2 separate regions of the Homo sapiens genome follow, and region 2 is linked to region 1. Evidence: read pairs that join two places in POLR2A ChIA-PET (ENCODE). Cell type or tissue: PC-9. All regions are shown on one strand. Links, peaks and the distances in the headings refer to the core of each region. The heading gives the core; the rest is flanking DNA.

Evidence for each region. Peaks named below come from ENCODE experiments on the same cell type or tissue, not always from the same donor. Only the 100,000 strongest peaks of a DNase experiment are listed, where the experiment ranks them.
Region 2: POLR2A ChIA-PET joins it to region 1 with 20 read pairs; 1 of 35 experiments calls an interaction of 5 or more read pairs at or near these places.

What each region holds. Positions count from the first base shown.
Region 1 is chr6:12,346,729-12,350,699 of GRCh38, reverse strand. No RefSeq gene overlaps it. Among named protein-coding and RNA genes, the nearest start is that of EDN1, 58 kb to the right of the region's middle. In PC-9, for the core only: no CTCF peak of the experiment used is centred there; a DNase peak (open chromatin) is centred at 1,899; H3K27ac peaks cover 1,136 bases.
Region 2 is chr6:11,630,796-11,634,766 of GRCh38, reverse strand. No RefSeq gene overlaps it. Among named protein-coding and RNA genes, the nearest start is that of TMEM170B, 95 kb to the right of the region's middle. In PC-9, for the core only: no CTCF peak of the experiment used is centred there; a DNase peak (open chromatin) is centred at 2,326; H3K27ac peaks cover 519 bases.

The sequences.
Region 1 (3,971 bases), core at 830-3,329:
TCTTCCTCCTGCTCCAACCATGTAAGATGCACCTGCTTCCCCTTCACCTTCCACCATGATTGTAAGTTTCCTGAGACTCCGCAGCCATGCTTCCTGTTCAGCCTGCAGAACCGTGAGCCAATTAAACCTCTTTTCTTTATAAATTACCCAGTCTCAGGTACTTTTTTTTATAGCAGTGTAAGAATGAACTAATACACATGGACAGAACGAGGTGAACAACAGACACTGGGGCCTGCTTGTGGGAGGAGGGTGAGGAGAAGGAGAGGTTCAGGGAAAAAAATAAACTGCTAGGTACTATGCTTAGTACCCAGGTGATCAAATAATCTGTATACCAGATCTCCAAGTTACAAGTTGACCCATATAACAAACCTGCACATATACCCCTGAACCTAAAATAAAAGTTAAAATATTAATTTTTAAAATAGAAATGTTGTGAATGAGGCAAAGCATGTCTAGATGCCTCCCTTCTTTCAGCAAGCATCATTTCCAGGATCTCCATGCATCTTCAGATTGTCTCTGTCTTAGCCATGTGCATCCTATCAAATTCTGGTGATTATAGCATGAAATTGGGGCACCCCTCCCCAATGTTGTAAGAGGGGCCAGCTATAGTCCTTCTGCTGGGGAGTAAGAAACATGATCTTGATCCATGTGGGTGACTTACTTATGATTTCTGGAAACATTGGTTTCCATGGCATGAAAATAAATTTGAGGTTCATTTTCAGAGTGACTACTTTCAGTGTTCTTATATGGTATATATATGTGGTAATGACCAGAAAAGATAAAAGTGTAATTACACATGACTTCATAACTATCAGATACAAGTATAGCTTTCTCAAAACAAAATACAGAAATGGCATTTTAGGAGGTGATGTGGGAAAGCAGAGAGCTGACATAAGGAAGAGCAATGGCCATGGGTGGATTGGGAGTATGGAGAGTGAGAACTAAATTTCAAAGGTCTTTTTAAAAAGAATGAAGGGCAAGGAAATGTGATCAGTAGACTGTTCAGAGGATCATTAGTGGAGGAGAATGAAAAGACAAATCACTAGGCCCTCTTGCCCATCAGGATCATATATAGTCTCTGCAACAACAAAGGATCGCTGAGAAAGAACAAAACATGCCCCTGTGTCCATTCATGTAAACACTTTCTCTATTACTCTTGGTTTTCAGGGATCTGTCTTTGTTTCTTGCTTCTGTGGAAAGAGTATTTAAGTTAAGGTAGGGAGGAATGTACCCTCTAAGCTTCAAGCTACAATAGCAGTATTTTCTCACTTTGGTATTTTTTACTTCCCTTGCATTGTCTTGGCATTTATTAGAGGGTAGGTAGACTGTGTAGGAGTGCATCCTTTCTTAAGGCTGAGAATCCCTCAGCAAACAGAGGTTGGGGAGTGGACGTAGGCTAAGGGCAAATCTATTGTTTGTTGGGATCTTAGTGTACACTAAGTAAAAGCTTACTAAGATTACTATTACAACTGAAAATAAAACACTCATAAAAGTAAAAATAAGTGACCAAACCCACTTTACAGTCACTGCTGTATGAGCCTTTCAGTGAGAATAACACTGGGCAGGTTTCAATGCTTGCCCATAAAGTTAAGGTGGGGAGGAATTTTCTAGCTTACACTTCATCAGAAGGGCCCGGTAGTGTATTATAAGTAATTCAGAGATATGCAAAGACCCATGCAGAATGCAGAGTAGCTCCTGACCTCATTATATGTCTAGATGTTCGTGAGTTCTAATTCCGCCTCTTACTGCTACAGACACTACTGTTCCAACTCCCCCATCCCAGCCTACACTCAAAGCCAGCCTCGTCCACAGCCACATAGTCTTTCGTTGACTCATTTAACAAATATTTATTATGCCTCTGGTATGAGCAAGGCACTCTGATATGCTTTGAGGGTATAAAGATGAAAAGACTCTGAATCAAGTGTGGGAGGGACATGTAAACCAACAATTAGAGTGCAGCATGATAACAGGCTATGAGGGGGGGATGCCCAAGGAGACCACACAGGTGGGGGTACCCAACTCAGCCTGAGGTGGCAGGGGAGCTGGGGAATTGCATTCCAGGCAGAGAGAGAGCACTAGAGGCAAAAACAAGCAGGGCTGGGTGTGGTGGCTCATGCCCATCTCATCCCCAGCTTGTTGGGGAGCTGGGGCAGGCTGATTGCCAGAGCCCGGGAGTTCTAGACCAGCCTGGGCAACATAGTGAGACCTCATCTCTACCAAAAAAAAAAAAAAAAAAAAATTAGCTGAGCTTGGTGTCTCATGTCTGTAGTCCGAACTACTCAGGAGGCTAAGGCAGGAGGATCACTTGATCCCATGGAGGCAAAGTTTGCAGTGAGCTTAGATTGCACCACTGCACTCCAGGCTGGGTAACAAAGTGAAACCCTATAAAAAAAAAAAAGAAAAGAAAACAAAGAGAGAAAGAAAGAGAGAAAGAAAGAAAGAAAGAAAGAAAGAAAGAAAGAAAGAAAGAGGAAAGGAAGGAAGGAAGGAAGGAAGAAAGAAAGAAGGAAAGAAAGAAAGAAAGAAAGAAAGAAAGGAAGGAAGGAAGGAAGGAAGGAAGGAAGGAAGGAAGGAAGGAAGGAAGGAAGGAAGGAAAGGAAAGGAAAGAAAGAAAGAAAGAAAGAAAGAAAGAAAGAAAGAAAGAAAGAAAGAAAAAGAAAGAAAGAAAGAAAAGAAAGAAAACACAAGCAGATAGGAGTGAACATCGTTTCTTGAGATCAAGCACAGTTACATGCAGAACAGCAACAGGAGAAAATGTCATCTAGCTGAGAGGGTCTTAAAGACCCTGTGCCTCTGAATATTTCCTCATTGACTGGATGCTTAAAACAGTCCCATCTCTGATGTCCTTGAGTTAAGGAACAGTCTCTCTCTCTCTCTCTCTCTCTTTTTTTTTTTTTTGAGTTGGAGTCTCACTCTGTTGCCCAGACTGGAATACAATGATCTTGGCTCACTGCAACCTCCGCCTCCCGGGTTCAAGCAATTCTCCTGCCTCAGCCTCCAGAGTAGCTGGGATTACAGGCATGCACCATCACACCTGGCTAATTGTTGTATTTTTAGTAAAGACAGGGTTTTACCATGTTGGCCAGGCTGGTCTTGATCTCCTGACCTCCAATGATCCTCCTGCCTTGGCCTCCCAAAGTGCTAGGATTACAGGCATGGGCCACTGCGCCTGGCCCAGGAACAGTCTCTTTTAATACTAAAATCTTTATTTGAAGAGATGAAATATATGAGCCTTATTAGCCACCAGTATTTTAGCTTAAATTAGCAAACCCACAAAGAATAAAATATTAGACAAGAAAGTGTTGGGGGAGAGAAAAAGAAAGTTAAGAATAGCCCAGGCAGGCCGGGCGCAGTGGCTCACACCTGTAATCCCAGCACTTCCGGAGGCCGAGGCGGGCAGATCACGAGGTCAGGAGATCAAGACCATCCTGGCTAACACGGTGAAACCCCGTCTCTACTAAAAAATACAAAAAAAATTAGCCGGGCGTGCTGGCGGGCGCCTGTAGTCCCAGCTACTCGGGAGACTGAGGCAAGAGAATGGCCGGAACCCGGGAGTCGGAGCTTGCAGTGAGCCGAGACGGCACCACTGCACTCCAGCCTGGGCGACAGAGCAAGACTCCGTCTCAAAAAAAAAAAAAAAAAAAAAAAAAGAATAGCCCAGGTATAAAAGGTTTACAGTGGGCCAGTTCATTAGGATAGCCAAAAGTGGGGAAGGTGATCCTGGATCCTTGAAGAAATCCACACCAACAGAGAAAAGGAGAGTACAGTAAGTCCCTCCTTAATGATGGGTTCTCGGGAACTGTGACTAAGTGAAATGACATAGAAGGTACAATGAAACCAATTTGAACTTAGGCTAATTGATATAAAACAGAGTTATGTTTAGAGCAAAACACTTTTTATATTAAACATAGAAATAAGTGTGGGCTACACATACATTTAAGAAAGAGTGATAAAATTAAGTAAGATAATTA
Region 2 (3,971 bases), core at 928-3,427, 720 kb after region 1:
AAAAAAAAGCAGCAACATTATGGTCAAATTCATAACCCACATATGACACGCTCCACTGTCCAGACCAGCCAGGTGCTGGGCTGCTCCTGCTGAAATGAAAAGAAAAGGGGGTCTCAAAGCCCCTTTCTTCTCTTTTCATCTTCTTTTCTAATGAACATACAGGGTCAGGCTCAAACTATTAAAACTCTTCCCAGCATTCACGTTTATAGTACATATTTGACATGAAGGCAAAGGTATGTCAGACTCATCATCATAGACAAAGGCAGTCAAGTTCAAAGCCAAACGTTGAATGCTCGGGCCAAAGCCTTCAAGTCCAGGCAGGCGCTCAGGGTGGCTGGAGACCTCACAGGGCCCTGACTTTCACACCCACCTGGCTGCTCAGGGTCAGGGGTTTGAGAGAGTGTCAGCAGGAGACAGACCAGGTCACCGTGCGCTGGCCCTGCCTTCCAGGTAAAGCAGACACCTGTCTGTGGAGTGGCCCTGCCTTGCTCCTGCCTGAGGTTGCGGGGCCCACATTCCTTTAATTCAGCTGAGGCCCATGGAAGCCCTGCTTGGTCCACCGCCTCCCAGGGACCTCTAGAATCCACTGCTCTCCAAGCCAGGGTTAACAGGATTCTCTCCAACCCTCCATCCTTTTTTCTAAAAGAAAGGGGGTTTCAGAAGATATTCCTCCCTGGGGTGGGGTCAGGAGTGTGGGGAATGGATAAGGGAGTGAGCTTTGTCCAGACAATCAAGATCTGCTGCTCTATTTCAGTTTTCCCGGAACATGAACAAGGAATGCTTTTTCTCCCCCAATTCAAACTGCACACACCTTATAAGAAAACAATGGCCTGCAAGTGCGTCATTTCAGCAGCCAGCTGGTTTTGTACCCCTGGAAATCCCTGAAGTGGGCAAGCCGGTCATATCTGGCTCTATCAAGAAAATCTTACATCAATTCAGAAATTCTCTGGGTGGCCCTCTCCTTCGGTTCTGCCCTCCTTGGGAATATAGCAATTTTTATTAGTAACTCTATCAAATAGAATTATTAATTATCTTATTGACTACATTCTGTCAAGGGCTAACCATACTCCAAGCCCTGAGCTTAAAGTCAATTATCTCATTTAATCCTCATGAAAATCCTGTGGAGCAGGGTTGATTCCAATTTTACAGAAATAGAAATAAGGTGTGTAGGCAGCCCCTAAAATAGACTGACAAATTCACAGTCTGATGGAGTTCCGGGTGTAACTAATGTATATTGTTACAGGTTGATTTTCCAGAGTTCGCTGGGACTCAGGTTTTTTCTGTTTGTTTTTTTTAATTGTTGGGAGACATTATTATTATGTGAGCGGAAAATAAGATCTGAGTAGGCAGCGTATAGAGTTGTGATCCAAAAAAATTCAGAAGCCAGGTTAATCTGACACCTGCGGAAGCTGGGCACAGCGGATGCTTGGCGGCAAGGTCATTGAGCCTGAGCCGCCTGGGAGGAGCGCAGGCCAGGTGTCCACTTCCTCTACTCAAACTCCAGCCCTCTTACCTCAGCTTCTCATGCTCCAGCCCAGCCTCCCAGGGATGCCTTGTGATGCCTGCCTGCCTGGGGCTGACTGTGTGGCATCCTGTGAGCTAAGAGGTTTCTAGGACCCACAGAGAATGATGATATTTGTGGCTTTATTCACAAGGACTAGCCTACACCTGGCACATAATAGATGCTCAACAAATACTTGCTGACTTACTGATTCCTCCACAAGGCCTCTCCCTGGGCAAGTGAGAGCAGCCCCCCTTCATCCTGCATTCCTGAGCTGGGCTTACTCAGAGACGCGGTGCTGTATTTGGTCACCAAGCGTCACCTCCAGCTGAGTCCAGCTGAGTCCAGCAGAGAAGCCAACAAAGTGCACAAAGAGCCATGTGTTGACCTCCAGTGTCTTCTCCCAGCCCAGGCCTGCTCTCAGCTAGGCTGTACTGACAGCTGCATCTGCCAGAGCTGGGAGCTTTGGGGGTGTGAGTCTGGGCCCCCACAAAACTGAGGCACCACTCAGGACTTGTCCTGGGCACTCTTGGAGCAGGCATATTGGCTGCTGCCTCCCCTCCTTCTCTGTCTCCAATCCTCTGGGTCTCCAAGATCTTATCCCTTTAAATATCCTGCTAAGGCATGAATGGGTAACTAAGTTAGAATATTTATATTTTGAAAGCAGGACTCAAATCTGAAAAACACACACAGAGAAATGCAGCTCTGATTAGGGGAGAACATGAATGAGGATGGCTTAACAGAGGGCAGGAATCCTCGCCTCACTTCCCTCAAAGTCACGCACTGCCAGGAATCCCCAGGAGTAGCAACTCAAAGGCTGATGCTGTGCCACACCCCACAGAGGAACGTGTACAAGGAAGTCCCAGTTATCGCAGCCTCACCAGAGAGATGCCAGGCTGTCAGTAGCCTTTTGCCTAAACCACCTGTTTTAGAAGAAGGGCGTGTGTGCGTGTGCGCACGCTACGCTGCTCCTGCTGAAATGAAAAGAAAAGGGGGTCTCAATGCCCCTTTCTTCTCTTTTCATCTTCTTGTCTAATGAACACAGAAGTTAGCCTTAAACTATTAAAATTCTTCCCAGCCTCCATGTTTATAAGCACCTATTTGAATTGTATGTGGAGGGGGGGTGGGAAGAGAGAGAAGGAAAGAGAGAGAGGAAGGAGTAGAGGGGAGAGAAAGAGAGAGATGGAGAGGGTTAAGCAAATAGTTTTAGGGCCTACTGTTCAGCAGCCACCCTGGGGAGCCCTGGTCTTGGGCACAGAGAGGATAAAAATTAAGTACCTCCGAGGAGCTCATGGACGAGCACGGGGAATGAACATTAAAGCAGGGGCTGTCATTCTAATGAGCCAGGTCTGAAGAGACCAGTAGGGTCAGGATGTCTGGGACCACAGGGACAGGATAATCCACCCTTAGCTTGAGGTTTCAAAGCGGTTTTCCCAGAGAGACTTCACTCATGTTAAAAGATATATTTTTGGCCTTTTTTCTGATCATTTAGTGGCAAAGATTTCCCCAACCTGGCTTTCTTCTGTCAACACTCCGTACAGCAGCTGTCTGTTCATGCCTCTGTAGTATGAAAGCACCTCAAAATCGGCCATGGAGGGCTGAATGCCTCTCCGGCCTGGCCCAGAGAGCTTTTCTAGTCCAGAGGTGTAGACGCCATGGGGAGAAAAAGGCTCTGTGTTGGGGACCAGAGGTACAGGGAGGAGAAAAGGCAAATGCTTGCTGCATCTCGGGAAATTTTTGCCAACAATGTTGTCCCAGATGCAGAGATGACAATGTCATCCCGGGTGGAACCTGGACTTTTAGACACTCTGGGGGACCCTCTTTAAGAAAAAGAAATAAAAAGGATTCCTCTTACAAACTGTCAGACACAGGACTTATGTAGACATTGGCGGGTTCTTCGCAGCAAGCAGGCCACCGCAAGTGAGGGGCCCTCAGGCTTCAGCTTCATGTGGCCTTCATGGCAAATCCACCTCTGCTCAGTGGCCAAGAAATGGTCTTTCTCTGGAGGAAACAACTGGGAGCCAGCCCGCCCTGTGTAACTTAATTATCTGTGAACTTCACAGGCAGAATGGCAGCTGTCACTGACAGGGCCCAGCCAAGCGTCCCCTGCGTGTTCCCATGGGTCTCCAGGAAGATGTAATTTTATTTTCAGAGCACAGACTTTCTTCAGCATTTCAGTTTGGCATCCAAAATTTTCACAGGAAAGCAAATGACAGCACCCGTCAGAAAACAAAATAGCCTTCCCATTACATGTTTATTGCTGTTCTAATGAGCCAAGGGCACAGGATACTACTTTTTAAACAACATAACAAAAATATTTGCCCTCAATAAAGCTTGTGTTCTCCTTCTTTAGAGGTTAAAAATGTCAGAGATTTGAACATCTCACATTAAAATCAGCAATGTATTTATTGTTTTTGTTCCCACCTAACACAGAGTGTTGCTAAAGATTAGGAAAAAAGAGTCAGATGAG